Regions from separate parts of the Mus musculus genome. Here region 2 is linked to region 1. The links are chromatin loops, found by intact Hi-C in ENCODE. Cell type or tissue: left cerebral cortex. All regions are shown on one strand. Each heading gives the region's core, and the rest is flanking DNA. Links, peaks and the distances in the headings are about the cores only.

Region 1 (9,844 bases), core at 756-8,755:
ACAGACAGCCCCCCCCAATACATGTAGACAGACAACCTCATAGACATAAAATGAATCTAAAAAAGTAGCAATTCTAAACCTATAAAATTAAACTGTGATCTTGATTATTTGTTTGAGGGCTGAGAGTCGGCATTGACAATAACCTTTCAACCATTGTACCAAGACCTTAGTTTGTCGTAATGGTAAGTTTTAGCTTTGTTTGTCTTTACTGTCAAACCCTAAGAACGTTAGTACGTGGTACCCACACTTAAATCATAATAAGAAACCTAGATTTGTTTGCAGTTTTTTAATCCGTTGTTAATAAGCTCCAAGGAACACAGCCTTGTCTAATAAACACATCAAGCTAATGGGTACCAGAGCCGTTCAGAGGAGGGATTGTTGTTTGCTGTTTAGATTCCAGTCAGAATTAATCAACAATGGATGGGGCCTGCTGCATTTATTAGCAGCTCAAATCTCTGTGATTTAATGCCAGGTCTCTTTGACTCATTCCAGTGAGTGCTGGCAGGTTTACAGCGTGGATACATACTTACATCCTCCGGCCTTAAAAAGAAAAGGAAAAATAAGGCCTACACGGAGACCACAGGATTGGCAAGCATTTCCCAAGAGCCATTTTGAATTTAGCCCTGTACAGTGAGCCTGTGAATAGGAAGCAATTGATTCAGGAACAGTGGGGCCCCTTTTTTTTTTTTTTTCTTTCTTTCTTTTTTTAATGCCGAGAAAGCCTTCAGCTGTGCAGATGGCTGGCTGGCATATCCCATCTGCTTTTGTCTTTTATTTTCCATGTTGTTCTACTTTCTTCTCACACTTTACATAGCCTTTCTTTTTTTTCCCTTAGCTCCAAGCTTCCCAATTTGGGGGAGTGGGGGACAAGGAGAGATTGCCGGGCTTAGCAAGGGGCTGGACCAGCCACAGACTCTTTCCCACAGGTTGATGGCCTGCTGCTAAATCTCTGGCAATGCCACCTGCCTGTCACAGTCAACCCCAGGATGTTCTTTGCACAAAAGTGTCAACTTTTGAATGAATCCTCTGGAAGCAAATAGAAAGATTAATCTAGAGAACCCCGACTCCACCTTGGAAGCTCAAAAAAAAAAACCCAAAAACCCCCAAAAAACCATACCTCCTTGTTGAATAGCCCCGTTTCAGGACATTTACTTATTTCAAAGTGACCTCATTTCTCAATCACAAAGAGCAGCATTCTTTACCAGAACCTTCCACAGCCTGTGGCCATCTGTCCTGCTTCTCAGACGTGACTGTGTTGCCAGAACAGATTATTTGTAGAAAGACTTTATTATCAAGAAACTCTTCAGTAAAAACTGGATGGAATCTTTGTTACTCTAAAACCATTCACCTTCCTTAAGGACAGGACTTGCCATGGCTTCCCTCATGTCGCTCCTTGGGGGTCGTGTACTGTGGGCCTGATAAAGGTTTCATGGCCTTGAACTGACTGTACCTGAGGATGACTTTGAACTCAAGCTCCTCCCTGGACTCTCAGCCTTTGGAATGCTGGGATTACAGATATGTGCTAGCATAACTACTTTATATGGTTTTGAGGTCCACCTTACAACCTTGCTCATGTTAGGCAAGTGCTCTTCCCTGAGCTGTATTTTGGCCTGGTACTTGCACACTGAATGAGTTTGAGTCAGTCTCTATTTTTGTCCCTAGAAACAAAATTTCTTTCCTCCTGTTATGCTTCATGGACTTTCCTTCTCATCTAGAAATACATTCTGAAGAACATGAAGGAAACTGGACATTTGTTCAAATATGTCCACATCACATACTTAAGATGTATCTTAAGGTTTTAGTAGTGAATCTGTGTAAAGATGAGAAACCCCAGCCTGTTTGCCACCTGTCTGTCCCTATGCACCCTATGGGGACATAGTTCCTTCCAGGAAACAGAAACTTGGTGGGGATTTTTCCTCTTCTTTCTCATAATTGGTCCAGAAACGGGGAAAAATAGGACTTCGAAATAGCTGCTGGGAGCTGTGGAGCAGCAGCGACAGGGTCCTTCCTGCCTTCATCTGCACCCAGGAGCTGGGGCTGTTCTGCAGCCCTCTGTGCATGGGTCCTGCCAGGGGAGAGTTGGTCTCCCAGGAGTGCTGACGCTGGCTTACAGGCCCACAGGGGTTGTGTGTGTGTGGGGTGGGGTGGGGGAGGGTGGAAAGCTTAAGCCAGAGACAGCAAGACCAACTAACACCAGACATAACCAAATGGCAAAAAGCAAGCCCAAGAACCTTACCAACAGAAACCAAGGCTACATGGCATTATCAGAACCCAGTTCTCCCACAACAGCAAGTCCTGGATACTCCAACACACCAGAAAAGCAAGATTTGGATTTAAAATTACATCTCATGATGCTGATAGGGGACTTTAAGAAGGACATTAATAACTCCCTTAAAGAAATATAGGAGATCACAAGTAAACAGATAGAAGCCCTTAAAGAGGAAACACAAAAATTCCTTAAAGAATTAGAGGAAAACACAATCAAAAAGGTGAAGGAATTGAACAGAACCATCCAGGATCTAAAAATGGAAGTAGAAACAATAAAGAAATCACAAAAGGAGACAACTCTGGAGATAGAAATCCTAGGAAAGAGGTCAGAAGTCATAGATGCAAACATCACCAACAGAATACAAGAGATAGAAGAGAGAATCTTATATGCAGATGATACCATAGAAAACATTGACATAACAGTCAAAGAAAATGCAAAGTGCAAAAAACTCCTAACCCAAAACATCCTGGAAATCTGGGACACAATGAGAAGACCAAACCTAAGAATAATAGGTATAAAAGAGAGTGAAGATTCTCAACTTAAAGGGTCAGTAAATATCTTCAACAAAATTATAGATGAAAACTTCCCTACTCAAGCCTCAGGGAGTTTAGAGGTCAGGTGGGGTTGGGGATGGGGACATTCACATGGAAACAGGGGGTAGGGAGGAGGTATGGAATGTGGAACAGTTGGAAGGTGGACGGGACAGGGAATAAAATATGGAGTGTAAAAATATAAATAAAGAAAAAAGAAAGACCAAAATGTTTAAAAACTGTGCATGCCTGGGTTTATGATGTTTGTAGGAGAGCAGGCATATGTGTATATATGCACACATGGAGGTCAGAGACAATTCTGTGGAGTCAATTTTCTCCTTCCGTGCGTACATAGGTTCTAAGGATTTAACTCTGGTCACCAGAGTTGCATGGCAAGTGACTTTACCAAGCAAGCCATGTCACTGACCAAGAGGAAATATTTTGAACCTTGGCATGGGCATCTCAGTGCCTTTGGCAGGCCAGAGCAGTGGCATGAATTACTGGATCAGGTGTTACACAGACAGTAGCAATGCTAGCATACAGAAAGCAGACAAGACCAAGAGATTGCAGAGGTCAGTTATACTTTGGGGGCATGTGCTGTTGTCTAGGTGCTTGTAGACTATGCTGCCGTGTCAGCTGGATTTTAAAATGTGTTCCTGCCCTCCTGATTCTGTTAGGAAATACCAACTTAGATCTCAGATGCATTTTATTTTTGGGATTCACTCCTCCCAAGGCAGGTAGGAGAATAGAAGAACCTTCAGCCTCAATCATTTTGTCCTAGGATTCTCCAGCAAGTCTCTGGCTAATGAGGTGCTAATGGGGTGTTATCACTGGCCACTAGACTGAAGCATCAGACAGGCTGGTAAATGCACTTTAAAGTGTGCCTCTAATGGTACGATAAGCAGGTTTCCTGCCTTAGCCTGAGCTTTGTGTCCTAACTCTGGGTTATAGGATCTAGACTAACACATTGGCTCTTTCTCACTTAGGGAAGAAGTGGCAGCAGAGAGTGGCTCCAAGGCCTGGACTTGCTGTGCTTGATTTAGTGAGTAAAGCTTCATATAGGCAGCCTCTGAACAATTAATTGCAAACCTTCACACCCTCTCCAAAGAGACAAATAGACGCTCAAGCCATCCCCTATAAGAGGAGCTTATTGTTATGACTAGCTGTTGCTATGACAACCTTGTTAGGGCCACCTTGCAATCATGTCCCTGTATCAGGAGGTGGTTATGGCTGACTTGGGCTTCTGTTCTGCTTCTGTGACCCTGCCTATTTTGCCCACCAAATCCCCCTACCTCTGAGGTATGAAAACCTTGGTCTTCCTCATGTCTAAATCTGGCCACCCGTTTACAAGAATGAAAATGTTTGTTCAAATTAGTTGCTTGCTTTCGTTAATTTGACCGTGATGATTTGGGTCAGTGATCTTTCTTCTCACATCTTTGGGGTTAACAGCAACAGTGAAGCACAGTGGGACCATTACCATCAGACCAGTCCCAAACAAGAACACAAAGGAGAAGAAAACGCTTCTGAGACAGGCACAGGCCCCTTGTTTGCTGAGGACATCAGTCTTGGATTCGCCTGCCTCTAGAATTTAGATTTGTAGCCATTTGGGGATTCTTTGGCCTTGATATCTCTTTCCCTCACTCCTTCTGCCTCCCTTCCCCAACCCTTGCCCTTAGGGTCTTACTCTTTAGTTCAGGCTGTCTTTGAACTCATGATTCCCCTACTGTCGTCAGAGTGGCTAAAATTCAGTATTCTATGGCAAAGACTACATGGCTGAGAGGATGTTTTGGGCAGTCACTTCCTTTGAGGGAAGCCACAGCTGAAAAGGAGGTCACTGTGGAAAGACTAGAAATTTTCAAAGCGATCCACCCCTATCCTCTCGGACAGAGAGGAAAAAGCAGGGGAGAAGGGCTGACTACTCTCAGTCACTCAGTTGCCAACTGCTCATAGAGCTTGGCACCTCGATTCTGTGGAGAGGACAATTTCTGGTAAAAATAGAAAAAAAATTTCTTTTTGAAAACAGTTAAAGCTCTTTAAGAACAACTGTGGGGAGTTTTAATCACAGGGTGGTGGTTTCTTTTCTGAAAGAAGAAACAGACATTTCCATTTTGTAGTAAGTGGGTTTAAAGGCTTCAGTCGTTCAGTCAGTGTGGAACATGCCAGCCAGTGGGCTCTTGACACCACGGAAATTGTGACCAACAATGTAACATTTTCACTTAAAAAAAAAAAGCATAAAAGCAAGTGTTCCCATTATTGTTTCTCCCCCCTTAGAAACTTAGATCATTGCTGCATTTAGAAACAAAAAAGTAAAAAATATCAGGCATAATTTTTACCGTTGTCATAGAAATAGAAGTCTTATTATAGGCTAGATTTCTAAGTATGGTTACTTTTTTTTTTTAAGGAATAACAATCACCCTTTAGAGACAGAAAAAGTGGCTTGCTAATTTATTTTAAAAATTGGTTTCCTGAGGGCCCTGAAAGCTGGATCAGTGGTTATGAGCAATGGCTGCTCTTACAGAGGGTCCAGATTCTGTTCTCAGCACCGTAAGACACTCCACAACTGCCAGGAACTCCAGTGGGCACTACATGCTTGTGGTGCATACACACACACACACACAGGCAGAACGTGTATGCACATAAAGCAAATATAAGTATTATAAAAAATCATAAACAATTATGCTTTGCCTATGAGAGCTTTAGAGGACATGCTGACTAAATTGTGAGATTCTAAGTTTCTGCATGAATTGTAGTTATTGCTTAAATCTTCTTTACAGTTCATTGACCAATTAGACATTTGATAAAGATTTACTGACTGAATTCTGAGATGTTTGGGACAAAATCCGCATTAATCACTTAAAAATATCACACACCAGCAGAGACTAATTAAGATGATTAAAGACACTATCTTTAAGAAGATGGATGTGGACTTTAGGTGCAAAAACAATGACTTTATGGGCTTGCACCTGACAGCATTATATTTTGGATTAAGTGGCAAATCATATCATATAATAATACTCAGGAAAATTTGTTCCATATAGCAATCAGACCAACAGACAGACAAACAGTTTCTAAATATAATATGTGTTCAGGGGTAGGAGGCCATGGAGGATGTCAGGTGTGACTAAAATGGATTGAATAGGTGGACTTCTGGCTAGAGTTCCTGAAAAACATGCTAATTATGAATTTATGTGGGGGGGGGATGGGAACCCTTTTCTAACGTGATTTTTCCACTTGAGCTGTCAGTCCTTCAAGCTGAGCCCCCTCTCTTCTTCAGCCACCCTTGCCATGGAAGGCAGCTCCTTCTTAGCCAGGACCATCATCATGAGCATATGGAACTCATGTCATATTGTGCATCTATCTGTTCCTTATAAACACACGGTGCTGTTTCTTCTCCATAGATCTTCATTGGCAAGTCAGCATGCTTTGGTGGTAGCTTCTCGTCACTTCTGCCTCATAATGCTTCTGTACATAGCATGTGGAACTCAGCGTGAAGGACGGGCTTTCCAAAAGACTGCAGAGAATTCAGTGACTATCTCCTTTCCCTGTGAGACTTATCTGTGGGACTGTCTTTTGCTGCTGTTGCATGATCATAGTTGCATCCCTCGAGTTATCTGTCAGTGGCTTCTTCTGAGGGTCTGGGTTCTGCTGCCTCTAGTCATAGCATCTGGCACCCTGTCCCTTGTGTGATTTCAGTTCAGCTACTCTCCTGTTCACCCTCCCTACACCTCAGTCTCCTCATTGAAAACAGAAATATCAGTAAGGTAACGAACACTGAAAGAGATGCAGTGCAGGTCTCACCTGTAACAGTGTGCCATGTATTCTGTGGTCGCAGAGATGTGTCAGGGCTTGAAGTGTGTCTTTTTCACGTCCTTCTTTTCTCAGAGAAATTTTTAGTCATCTTTGCAAATATGTTTTCTGATTGTCCAGCTAATCTATTTTATGTATGTGAATGTAGAACATATATGAAGATGTGTGACTAGTTTCCATGTGGAACAGATTTCATTATAAGCACAGCTTGACCTGTATTAATAGAAATAAGCATATTTAATCTTCTGCCTCGTCACTCTAACAAAATGCCCGAGTTGGTTGATTTAAAGGGGGAAAGATTTACTCTGCCTCGTGCTTTCAAGGATCCCTCTCTATGGTTCATTGGCTGCATTGCTTTTAGCCCAGGACAAGCCAGAACCATCACATGGAAGGATACCATAGAGGAAAGCCGATTGCTTTATGGAGGCCAGAAAACAGAGAGCACTGGAAAGAGTAAGAATAAGAGGGAGCAGGGGCTGGGACCTAGGAACATGATGTCCCCTTCAAAGGCAAATGCCTCCAGTGACCTTCTTCCTGTAATCAGGTCCTACCTCCTAATATCCCAGTCCAGCTCATTAATAGGCTGATTAATCCATTGATGAAGACAGCTCCCTCATATGTTGGTAGTTCGGTCAACTGAGACTAAAGCCTTGGAGTTGGGAAGGAGACTCTTCACAACACTTTACACAGCATCAGAATATTTTACAAGATGTTATGGTTAGTGACAAATTTTCAACTTGACAAAATTTAGTATCACTCCAGAGATAGGCTTCTGGGTACGCCTGTGGGGGATTGTCTTGATTATGCTATTTAAGATGGGAAGGCATGCCCAATGTGGGCGGCACCATCCCCTGGCCAGAAATCCTCGATTGTATAAATGGAGAAAGTTGGGGCGGGGGGGGGGGAGGGGGAAGGGGCTGAGCAGCAGCATTCGGTCGTCCCTCTCTGCTTTCCGATTGTAAATGCCCTGTGATAGGAGAGCTCCTGCTCCTTGACTTCCTGCCATGATAATCTGTACCCTTGAACTGTGAGCCAGAATGAACAGGAAAGGAAACTAAGACGCAGAGAACCAATGTGGGTATACCGAGAAGAGAGTGTACATGGGAGATGTGACCCCCATCTCTGCCCCTGGATTGCCCTTAGCTAGATATGTCCCCTCACTCCTCTGCTCATGCCCACGATTTCTTAGTCTTCACTGGCTGCCAATATTTCTCCCTTTGTCATGAATTACAATTTACATCTTTACCAATGCAGGCTCTTTGTGAAACTCGATACTGTTCCCTTCTGTGGACGATATGCTATTCTTAAGCTGATGGAGCCGCGTAGTTGAGTTAACCTTAACGTAGCGAGGGCAGCTGGGTAAGGAAGCCTAGGTTAATTCTGCTCTCCTATTTCCTTAGCATTTCTTCGTGCGGTGTCCAGGGACTGGAAGAATTCTGCATTCCAGGTTCTCCCCAGGACATAGCACGGCCATGGATCTCCATTGTCAAACTGATGGGATTTAGAGCCGTCTTGTAAATATGTCTCTGGATGTGTGTGAGAGGGTGTTTCTAGAGAAGCTTGTCTGAGCAGAGAAGACTTGCTTTGATTCACCTTCTCCTCGGCTGGAGTTCTGGACTAAATAGAGGGAGATGCACAGAATCACTTATCTCCCCCTGCTTTCTGACTGTGGGGTGCCATGTGACCAGCCGCCTAACACTCCTGATGCTGTACCTTCCTCGCATGCTGCATGCGACCCTCATACTACAGCCAAAATAAATCCTTCCTTCTCTAAGTTGTTTTTATTAAGTATTTTCTCACAACAACGAGAAATTGACAGATACACCTGCTGTGGAGATAGATGCCCAGGATCTTGGCTGTGGGGCACATGGTCCCAGGACCTAGATCCTTGGGTCATCAGCTCATTGATTCTGAATCTGGCTTGGTCCACAGGCTTTGAAATCTTCATTTGTCGGTCTTCACTTGGCAGATTCTAGGCTTCTAAGTGTCCTTCAGTGTTCAGCCAAGGGATTGTGGGTCCTGGTGAGTCTCCTGTGACAATGTTTTCTTCTCTCCGATACTAGCTGCCCTCCTATTCTCTGTGTTATGTGTGACCATGGCCTTCCTTATAATGCATGGTTGGAGTCTGTTCTCAGTGGATTAAATTCTATGGTAATAAGGTTGCATAATATCCATTTGTTAATGCTACAGATGTGCAGCACCTTGTGTGGTAGGGTATGTGACAGTGTCATCAGGGGACACTTATACCTAGTTCAATGGGATCAGGGGACTAGTGTCAGTGGTGAGGGCCTACGAATCTCTTTCAGAAAACTTGGTCGTTCAGATAGTCAAACTTGCTGTTATTTATTTTATCTATCTATCTATCTATCTATCTATCTATCTATCTATCTATCTATCTATCTATCTTTTATGGTATGAGGGTTTGCCTGAATGCCAGTATGCATAACATGTGCATGTCTAGTGCCTATGGATGCCAGAGCAGGGTATCAGATATCCTGGAACTGGAATTACAGGTGGTTGTGAGCTACCATCGGTGTGCCGGGAACAAAATCTAGAACCTCCGCTAGAGCATAAGTATTCTTAACCATGGAATCTTCTCTCTAGCCCCATGTGATATTATTTTTTTAAAAAGAAAACCCTATATTTTCTAACTTGTAACTCATATCTTTACATCATTTATGTCCTTTAAAAAAAGATGTGGTATAGCTTGCTTGCTGCCCACATGTATTTCCTGTTTGATAATGTTTTTCCTACAGAACATCTGTTAACATGATGAGCTCTCTGAGTACACGGGGCAGATGACTATGAGATGCCTCCAGTAAAATGGTATGCGCTGTGGATGTTCTCATAGTAACCACTAGGCATTTAATAAAAGATTCTGAATATGAAATGAACAAACAGTAGTCCACCTGCTTCCTGTGGGAGCACAGCGCACAGTGCCCATGTGCAGGCTTGTATGACCGAGTCTAGAAGACTTGCCTCATTCCGAAGGCATTCGTTCTATACTTCTCAGCAAGTGCATATTTTATTGTCATGGATAGAATACAAAGTGTATTTTGTTTACCATTTTTACTTTGTTTCATTGGTTTAAAAATGAATATTTTAGATCCATCCATTTGCCTAAGAATTTCATAAATTCATTAATAGCCGAGTAGTACTCCATTGTGTAAATGTACCACGTTTTCTGTATCCGTTTTTCTGTTGAGGGACATCTGGGTTCTTTCCAGCTTCTGGCTAT
Region 2 (9,844 bases), core at 843-8,842, 97 kb before region 1:
AGAGTCAAAACTGAGGGTCTGTGGGAAGCAGATGTAAGGGTACGCATGAAAGGTGAGCTCGCAGGATGGCTAACATCTGGATTTGCAACCATCCATGTCAGGCTCAGTGTACCCAGGGTCAGTGATGGCTAGCTGGACAGTCATGCAAAAAACAAGGCTGCTCCCGCACAGGTGATCCCAGGGCTGTAAATATGTGGTCTCTGTTACTGAGGTGAGCAGACCAGACAGTTCTGAGGGAGAGAGCTGAGCCAGGGAGGCTGGTCACTGGCTTCCTGGGAACTCTTGCTCATTCCTGCTTCTGACCACGGGGGTTCGTTCCATCAAACAGAAACAGAGCACTTCATTATGTCCAAGAGGAACCGAGGAGGTGTTCCAAGATGTTTGTGTCAAAGCTGAACTCTTTGCTGCTGCTTTCTTGCTCCTGATAGAAGATCTCTATGGAATTTTAGTACAACGTCCCTGAAGCTCATTAGCAGAAGGTCTGGAGGTTTGAACATATTCAGTCCATCAAACCAATGAATAACTCTGACTTACATAATTTAACTATCTTGATTGATCACAATAGCTACAACTTCCTTCAGTGTCTCATCAAATATTATGAGGATTCAACCACTAGCTAAGACCGATGATGGTCTGTCTGGTGGGCATAAAAAAAATGAGGAGCCTAAATCAGGATGGATGTTCTAGGAGTTAAGGTATATTAGGCTGTTAGATTCAAGTTTCAAGACTATGATTCAAGTTTCATTTGTTTGTTTGCTTGTGTGTTTGACACAGGGTCTCAGTACAAAGCTCACACTGGCCTTGAACTCATGATATCCTCCCTCAGCTTCCTGAGGGCTAGAGTCATAGACCTGTGTACCACCACATCTGGCTCTCCAATGTATCATTGTTACTGTAACATTTTCTTTATGCATTTAACTTCTGATTCTCAGCCATACTACAGGAAGGTAGGGCTGTTCCTATTACTGTTTAACAAATGAGAAATTTGACTCTCAAGTCACTAGCTAGGCATTGTGGTACACATGCCTGCAAGCCCAGCATTTGAGTGTCTAAGACAGGAGGATAGTGAGACCCCTGGGCTTATATACTCAATTCCAGGCCTTCCCAGGCTACTTAGTGAAACACAGCCTAAAATTAAATACCACCCCAAACACACACACACACACCCTCACACACACACACACACACACACACACACACACACACACACACACACACACACCCCTTACCAATCCAAAGTCACCAAAGTAGTAAATGACTCAACCAGACCTATATCCTATATCAATTGTGTGTCTGTCTGACTCCAGGTTCCCTGATTTGTCACTTGTGTCATATTTATGTACTGGGGTATGGCATTAACATGGAGAGTGAGTAAAGCCCTCTTCCTGTCTTTAATGATTGTATATTCCAATGCAGGAGGCAGACAAGTCAATGCCACTACAATCAGTCAAGTAGAGGTCTCTGGAGTTCTTCACATGTCCCATGAGAGTACAGGGGTCACATCTGGTGAACTCAGGGCTTCCAGCTAGAGAGAACAATCTCAGCTCAGACCAGCTTGGTGGCCCAAGATTTCTGTGCCATCTTTATGGTATTCTGTTTTTGGAGGGAGGTTTGGAATGAGGATGATTCTAAATGTTGAAAAAGAATGGCTAGTACTATAAGAGTGTTCCAGAAGCTCCGCCTGGCTCAGGGTGTGGTGTGAAGTTAGGCATTACTTTTGAAAGGCTGTGGTGAACCTGCATCTGGTTTCCTAAGCAACTTACCAGTGGCCTGTGTGGAAGATGGGGATGTGGGAGCAGCTTTGGTCAAAATCAGTTCTACCTTTTTTGGGGGGGGTGTTCTTGTCCCTAGGAGACTACATTTTTTTCTGGCATTTAATCATTTTCATCATGTTGAAGAGACTTTTATCATTTTTTAATAATTCATTTTATGTGCATGGATGCTTTGCCTTTATGTAGGTCCCTGTGCCACCTGCACATGCCTGGTGGCCATAGAGTCATAAGAGGGAGCCAGATCCCCTGAAGCTGGAGTTACAGTTTCCAGCTTCCATGTGGGTGATACGACTCGACCTGGGTCCTCTAGAACAGCAGCCAGTGCTCTTAACTGCACATCCTCTCTGGCCCCCCAAAGAGCCTTTTAATTTCTTTGCCTTGGCTATGGAATCTTGTCAGTATGAGATACCATGCATGGTGACACTAAATTCAGAGAGTCTATGGGTTCTGACTCTTTCTTACAGGAAGAAATTGGCTTTTCCAGACCTGGTAGCCTGGTCTATCTCAGACATCTTCCTGTTCAAAAGTCTTTTCTTTGAGTTGGGGCTTCGTCACCCCATCTTTCTCCAGGTTACTACGCTTAAAGAAGAGATTGTGTTATTTGGCTGTAATATTAGTCCATTAGGAGTCACAGCTAAATAAAAGGATCACTACTAAGGAGACCAGAGTTGAAGGGAGAGGAGCGTGTGGTGAAGGGAAAAACTGGGCAAGAGAAAGCTTGAGTCTCCATGAAGAACTTCATGAAAATAACCAAGAGTGAGGTTTTGGCTAAGGCTCTTCCAGCAAGAATTCTGTATACTGCGTGCTGAGGAAGATGCTACAGTTACGGTAAATGACCATACAGCCTGTCTGGCAGCTGTCTCCAGTGCTGCACTCCCCTTCAAAGCTTATTTAATTATGAAACATGAAATATAGGGTGTTTAGAGTACAGCTTTTAAAATTTCTATTTATTATTATTAGTACTGTGTGTGTGTGTATGACATGTGGACTTGAGTGTCCATGTGTTGAGGCCAGATGACAACTTTGTGAAGCTGGTTTCTCCTCTACCTTTAAGGTGTGTTCCAGAGATGAAACTCAGGGCCTCTTACTTGTGTGGCAAGTGCTTTTATAGGCTGAGCCATCTCATTGGCCCTAGTTTTCTTTAACACACACACACACACACACACACACACACACGCACGCACGCACGCACGCACGCACGCACGCACGCACGCACCTGATAGATCATGGTGATGCATACTTCTAATCCCAGCACTCAGGAAGCAGAGGCAGGCAGATCTCTGGGAGACGGGGAAGCTGGGACCACTTAGAAACAGGGTCAAGAAAAAAAATTGAAAAACAAATCCCCCTATTCTATTATATATATATATATATGTATACATGTTGGAGTATGATGGAAATTATGAAGCGTTGGTGCCTGGGTTCCAGCCCTGAATCCCCTGTATGAACAAAGACCCAGAAATCTGCATTTGGGGATGGTGCTGGAGACTGAATGCAGAGCCTCGGGCATGCCTGACAGGAGCTGTACCCTGCAGCTGTGCTCCGGCTCAGGCATCTGCAGTTTCACAGAAGCTTCTGATGCAGATCCCGAGGCAGAACAGAGAACAGCAGCTGTAGAACATACAGGGATCTGAAACACCCACCTTCAACCCAGACTCTCACTACATAGTTCCCATGCTGCTTTAAGGCAATAGTGACTTTGCTGCGGGCAATTTCTGGTTGATTGTGGATCAGCCTGAAGGAGCAGAGTCCAGGATCTCACTCTCAGACGTACAGTCGGAACTGGGGAGTCCAAATGTGTACACACGGTCTTCTGCAAGGAATACTGCTCTGTTGGGCTGTCTTAACTGTATTCCTTTCCCGACTCAGTTCTTGGTTGCGCTGGTTCAAAGTGTAAGTCTATGTTAGGACAGACAAAAGGCGAGAAGCGGAGAGAGATTTTGCTGGGGGTGGGTTTGTCTGAAGGGTTCTGTTTGTGGAGTACTTTTTAAAACTCCTGCATCGCTTCCAGATCACCCCTGACTTCCTTTACCGCTTAGACATTCTTAGGGAATTCTTCCTGGGCCAGCCACATCTGCTTCCAGTTCCTGGGCTGGTCAGCTGTGCCTGCAGAAGGTTGTCTGCCTCTCAGACTGCAGGCGGGAACCCAGCTCTTCGCTCCCACCGCTTTCGGGCAGGTAGAGAGAGAAAGCTCATAGCTCAGGTTTTGTTACCAAGCAACGGGGTTCCATTTGCCAATTGCCACCATTTCCTTCGCATAGTATTACAGGCCTTATTTTTAACATTTAGTTCAGAGAAATTGCCGTCATTATGCGCAGTAACTTCCTTTGGAGGTTACTCATTAACCTTAGGTATTTTACTGTGTAATTATAACTGCCAATGCCCCAGGCTTGGAAAACCTTTGAACTCCTTAAGGTATTAGGGGGACGGCAGAAAGGATATTATCTGACTTTTCTTCCTTTTCCAGTTAGGTTAATTTCGGAGGTGCCTGTGTCCCCTCCTCGTTCTCCCTCCCTCCAAGGGGAAGCCCTTCCAGTGTTTTCTTCCTCCTTTCTGGTCTCAGACTCTGAACTAAACCTGTTAGCGTCCAATTTCTTTGATACTGGGCCACAGTAAAACTGTTTCCCCTTTGTTTTATAAGGTCTGGGGGGGAAGAGGGGCGGGAGGAGACTGAGAAGTCCCAGTGGCTGGGAAGTGACTGGCAGGCACCCTTCGGCCTCCCGGGGCTCTGTGATGCCCCCCTACACAATGACTGGAATTAGATATCGCGTACAGCCTTCTTTTGACACAACGGAAGGCCTCCTCTCGGCTTTCTGCAAGCAGCTTTTCACTCCCAGGCTCCGCGGGAGCCAGGTGCATAGCCTCATAATGCGCCTATTATACAGCCAGGCTCAGTCGCCATGGCTCACACAATGACCCTTCTGATCTGGCCACAACAGCAGGGATGGGTGCCAAGGCTTCGGTCCCCACCCACAGCAGATTTAGGTATGCACTTCGGGTGTATTTGCAGCCCCTCTTTACTACCCCCGAAAGGAGAGTTGAATGCATCCCCGTGAAACTCCCCCCCCCCCCCGCCCCAACTCTGTTTCAAGACAAACAAGAGTAATTGGGGCACATCACCTGCGCGCGCAGCTCCAGGTCTTTCTGGCCTCCGCCCAGACATTCCAGGTAACTCGAGGAGGGCTGGGCGGCCACGTGACTGTGTTGGCTAGGGCGCACCTTGCTCCAGCAGGGACAGGTGAGCTCTGCACCCTGGTGGGAGCATGCATTTTGCAAACTCAGGTCTGCACCGCCCCACTGCTGCTTTGATCGGGACAAATGAAAGGCTGGACTGGCATTTCGGCTTCACGGAGCTGAACCGCAGCATTCCAGCAGGTACTGCAAGTCTCACGGAGGCCAGAGCGCCACGCTGCCCGCTCCCTCCACCCCCCAAAACGAGCATCCTTCATCTTCCGAATGGGAGGGGGCAGCGAGGGACATTTTGCTTTACTTCAAAAGGCTCGAGGACTTGCAGCTTTTTCTTCCCCACATAAAGGGCTGGTGGAGGTTTCTCTGACGGTAGGAACATGTTGTCACACGTGACCTAAACAGCTCAGCTGCTCCAGCGCCTATTAGTCAACCAGCCAACACCTAAAGAACCTGGTGTTCACTCAGCTTAGGAGAAGGCTGGCAGGCACAGGCTCTGCCAGCCCAGTGTTTATGGGTTAGCTAAGGGTTGAGGAGAGACCTGTGAAGAAGGGAAACAGATACCATCTGTGAGCGCTGCCTAGTGCCAGCACTGTGATACCCTCTCTCATTCCTTCTGACACTCTGTCAGGTAGGTCTTGGTTATGACCTCCACTCCAGGCATTTTAGAGAGGTCATTTGCCGAAGCTCTCAGTGTGGGCATCAGGCTGTGGAGGTCACAAATGTTGGAGTCACGGGGCCCTCTCCTACCCACATCAGTTTGTCCTAGTTCGCTCTCTGGAAGATAGAGACCTTGTCTGGGGTCATGGTCCAGAACATTCTTTTCCCATTTCACTGCTGAGCTGGGATGACAGATCATTCTTTAGTCAGGGTGCCCCTGCCCCCACTTCTGTTTCTTTTGCTTTGGCTGTGCTGGGGAGACACATCCCAGTGAATGTCTTCTTGGGCAGCAGGTGATCTTGTCTTGCCCTCTCTGGTTTTATTTCAGAGGTGGAGAGTAGAGACCTCACTCAAATCTGGGAAGTCTACAAAGCCAACCTTCACCAGATGATCTCCTAAATCCCTTCCTCCAATGTCAATGACAGACACCCAGTGCAGCCACTTTCCTGAAAGATAGTCATGTACAGCCCATGTCTCCCTGACACCCTAAGTAGAGCTGGTCTACTATCCAGGCATCTATAACTCAACTTGCCACATCTGGTCATTCAACTCCTGCACCATACCTCAAGAGCCTGACAGGATGTGGTTTCTCAAGTAGGCCAACGTCTTGATGCCTTTTAATAGTGTGGAGCCCGAGCCAATAGGGTTTTATGAGTATCACAGGGAGTCACATCCTTTGACCTGGTATATAATCTGACTTCTCTGGATCCTGGGCTAATTACGGCAGTTCCTCTGAGCATGGATGAATAGGAAACCTTCTGATGTTTGAAAACTAAGCCCATCCATCATATTTGTTCTCTATGTTGTGTCTTTAGCCAGCCTAGTTGGTGGGGACTGAGACCTCCTGGACATTGCAGCTTAGACTCAGTCCCTCTTGGTTGACAGTTCAGCGCTTGGAGGCTGAGGGTTTCATCTTTTTGTTCACTGAGCACCTCTGATTATGTGGTAAATTGGAGAAAGAACAGGAATCTGTGCTCACCAGCCTCATCCCACCACGGCCACGGCCACCCCTGTAAGCCCCAGTTACCTCATCTTGAAGGAAACAAACTAAAACGTGGCTTTAAAATCAGAGCAACTCTTGCATGTTATTGTATGATTTTGTTTGGATTCAGGTGCTCTGGCTTGCTGGGACTTTTGTGCAAGGTATTAGGTTGAAATCAAAAGGGAAGGATGCAGGACAAACCCGTTTCTGCAGAGCAGATGGCTGGGCTGCAGAGAGGCTACTGAGACCCATTCCTGCTTAGCCCCAGGAACTGGCCGGTTGCTCCTGGGAAGTACCCAGGAAGGATCGGAGAAATCTGCAAATGAAGTTTAGCTCCAGACACTGGTTGCCATAGCTGTTGGATCAGATCAAGAAAACGTTGCTTCATTAGAATTTGAGAGCCAAAAATCAATGGTTTTGGGAAGCAGATTCACTTGCAGCTATGAATAATAAAGACTGATGATACAGAAATGTAAGTCCTCACATAAGACTCCCAGGAAGGGCTACTCAGAGCAGGTGCTCAAGCTCCAGGCATGCTCAGGGACCCAGGCTGCTTCCAGGCTTTGGCTCTCGTGTCCCAAAGCATCAAGTTCATTCTCATAGTTGCCTTGGGGTCCAAGGTGGCTGCCAGACTCCGTCCACTGCACTTGCATTGCAGGCTCAGCAAAGTCAGAAGAAGGAACAGCAAGAGGGATGTGCAGCCCAGCTGGGCCAGTCTTCCCAGCAGTCCCTTGTGAGTTACACCATTGGCCAGGACTCAGCACGATACAGTCTCTGTTCTGGGCAGTGTACTGGGAATCTGGAAGAGTTTTCTTTAAAGAGAACATGGCTAGAGATTGACAGGTAGTGAGGGTCTCTGTGTTAGGCATGGTCCTTAGAACTCTGGACTGGATTCATTTATTTGGTAGCAATGAGTGAAGCACTGGGGGCTGGATGGAGGGAATGAAGACTTGGACTGCAGGGACCATGGCTGGAAGGGAAGAGTCTGACAAGGTTTGCTAGCTGAATTGAGAAATCGGGAACAGTGCCAAAGGTAGATGGTGATGTCATTAGTTGACATTAGCAAGGAAGATCCTGGATTAGGAGTCAGACTTGCTGACTGTGTCCAGTGGGCTGTCCTGCGGCTGGTGCTCAGAGCTGTTGAGGGTGGACATTTCCAATGCATACTGAACCTATTTACATATTAAGAACATTCTAATGTCTGTAGGATGTCTTAACATGTATTTTGGGGTTTTATAAGTTGCTACTTAGGGCTCTCTTAATTGTGTCAGAGGAAGGGTATAGGGCTGCCTCTTTTTGTGCAATATCACTGGGCCTAAGGGTCCTGAGAGTCGGGGCAAAGTTTTGTTCTTGAAAAGGTGCTTCTCCTTTGCCTTCCCCTCCCTTGCCTTTAGTTCCTGCCTATGTGGTGGTTGGAAGCAGGAGCTCAGTGTCCCAGCGAAAAAAATCAGAATAACACAAATCTGAAGATGATGGCCTGCACATTGTATAATATTTAAATAAAGTTTGAGTGTTTAAACCAACGTTTGAAGTTGAGCAATATAAACCAAAATAGTCTGCCAGCACACCAGTGCTACACAGGCACTAAGTGCTAAGCAAGGCTCTTAGGAGTCAGGTGGGAATGGCCCCTAGGCAGGGGTGCAGCCCCGACCTTACCCTACAACAACAGCAGGTCCAGGGGGCTTCAGTTCCTGCCCCACCCCCAGATCTTCTCGTGCTAGGTGCCTCTTGCAAGACAAGCTGAACTGTGGGAACCTTTGGAGAGGACCATAGAACCAGCCAGGGATTCCCTAAAACGAGACAGACTGGCAGATTGTGTAGGGCCATGGAGAAAGCTCAGTGAGCAATGTGCTTGCTGAATAAACGTGAGGGCCTGAATTCGAGCCCCAGGACCTACAACCTATGTCAAGAAAGGCAGGTACATAGCTCTTGGGAGGCAGAGGCAGGCAGATTTCTGAGTTCTAGGCTAGCCTGGTCTACAAAGTGAGTTCCAGGACAGCCAGGGCTACACAGAGAAACCCTGTCTCAACCCCACCCCCCCCCCCCAAAAAGAAAGAAAGGCAGGTACAGTGGGGCACTTGTAGTCTCAATGCTAAGGAGAGAGAGGCAGGGGATAGCCATGTGGCTCACTGCAGGCCAGCCTTGCTAAGATGGTGACCCCAGCCCAATGATAGACCATGGCTCAACAACAGGAGGGCTCCTGACAAGTGACACTCAAGACTGACCCTCAGGCTTCACCCTCATGGACACACAGGCAGGACCATCTTCCACTTTGTTAAACACAGACCTGTATGAATTGTGTGCTGTTCATCAACTGTTAATTATTATAGAACTGGGTGAGTCGCAGGTCAACGAGTGGGGAAAAGAGGAAGCTGTGGGCTGAGGGATGGAGTGAGCAGTTCTAGGAAACACTGTGTCTCTAGAGGAAACGTGGAGCTTAAAAAGATACCCTCTGGATATTTTTCTTTACAGCGATATGGTAAGTGGTCACTCCTCTGGCCACATGTTGTGCATGAAGCAGTACAGACATAGGGTAGAGTGGCATGTGAGAGAAGGGTTAAGGTGAGTGAGGTCTTGCTGGCTTTCCAGTCAGTCTTGAAGGAATGCTCGGTCTGGCAGAACCCTACTTTGAACAGTCTGTTTCCTCTCCTGACACAGGTCTTGGCATCCCTGGGGAAGTTGCCTCGAAGCCCTGAAGCTGGAAGGGGCCCTGCTGCTCCAGCTGTGTAACCCTTAGCTTTATCTGTCTGGCTTTGGCCTCTTAGGTTTGTCCTGCCTTGGTTGTTTTGTTTGTCCAAATGGTTCTGTTCTTAGGGTGACACATAACAGCAGCATCTGATTGCTTCTTCTGAAGAAGAAGAAGCAGGAACAGGTTTGAGACCTGTGTTGCTGAGGTGGCTCATTCTGGGCTGGTTATTGCTGATTTGTTTTAACAGCATGTGGAGAAGTCTGGTGGGCAGAAAAACCTCTGTAACCCTGTCAGTGGCAGAGTTTACAAGCTTGTCTTCGGGGTTCTTGGCAGTTGCTAAGCCTTTGCCAGGCCCATTTCTGTCCTTGCTACTGGTGCACCCAACCCTGGACACTACTTACTGGTGTAGCTGTTAGAGTTGTGTTCGGGAGCAAACAAGTGTTTTCTGAAAATGGTGGCAGTGTTTCCCTTGATGGGACCTGCGAGTGTCATCCAGTACAACGAAATGAGGGAGAAGAAGCAAACAAAACAAAACAAAACAAAACAAAACAAAAC

Evidence for each region. Peaks named below come from ENCODE experiments on the same cell type or tissue, not always from the same donor. Only the 100,000 strongest peaks of a DNase experiment are listed, where the experiment ranks them.
Region 2: a loop joins it to region 1, with 2.1 times the contacts of the local background. A loop is called at or near these places in 2 of 42 quality-filtered maps.

What each region holds. Positions count from the first base shown.
Region 1 is chr3:37,816,424-37,826,267 of GRCm38, forward strand. No RefSeq gene overlaps it. Among named protein-coding and RNA genes, the nearest start is that of 4930556A17Rik, 6.9 kb to the right of the region's middle. In left cerebral cortex, for the core only: no CTCF peak of the experiment used is centred there; DNase peaks (open chromatin) are centred at 1,229, 1,583 and 4,778; H3K27ac peaks cover 1,396 bases.
Region 2 is chr3:37,719,311-37,729,154 of GRCm38, forward strand. It overlaps Gm5148 (predicted gene 5148), which reads right to left and starts at 5,050. Exons shown (of 3, transcript NM_198657.2): 1 at 4,893-5,050. It overlaps Gm36620 (a long non-coding RNA gene), which reads left to right and starts at 4,850. Exons shown (of 3, transcript XR_880784.3): 1 at 4,850-5,589. In left cerebral cortex, for the core only: CTCF peaks have their summits at 5,046 and 5,248; DNase peaks (open chromatin) are centred at 3,491, 3,919, 4,637 and 5,144; H3K4me3 peaks cover 1,720 bases; H3K27ac peaks cover 2,066 bases.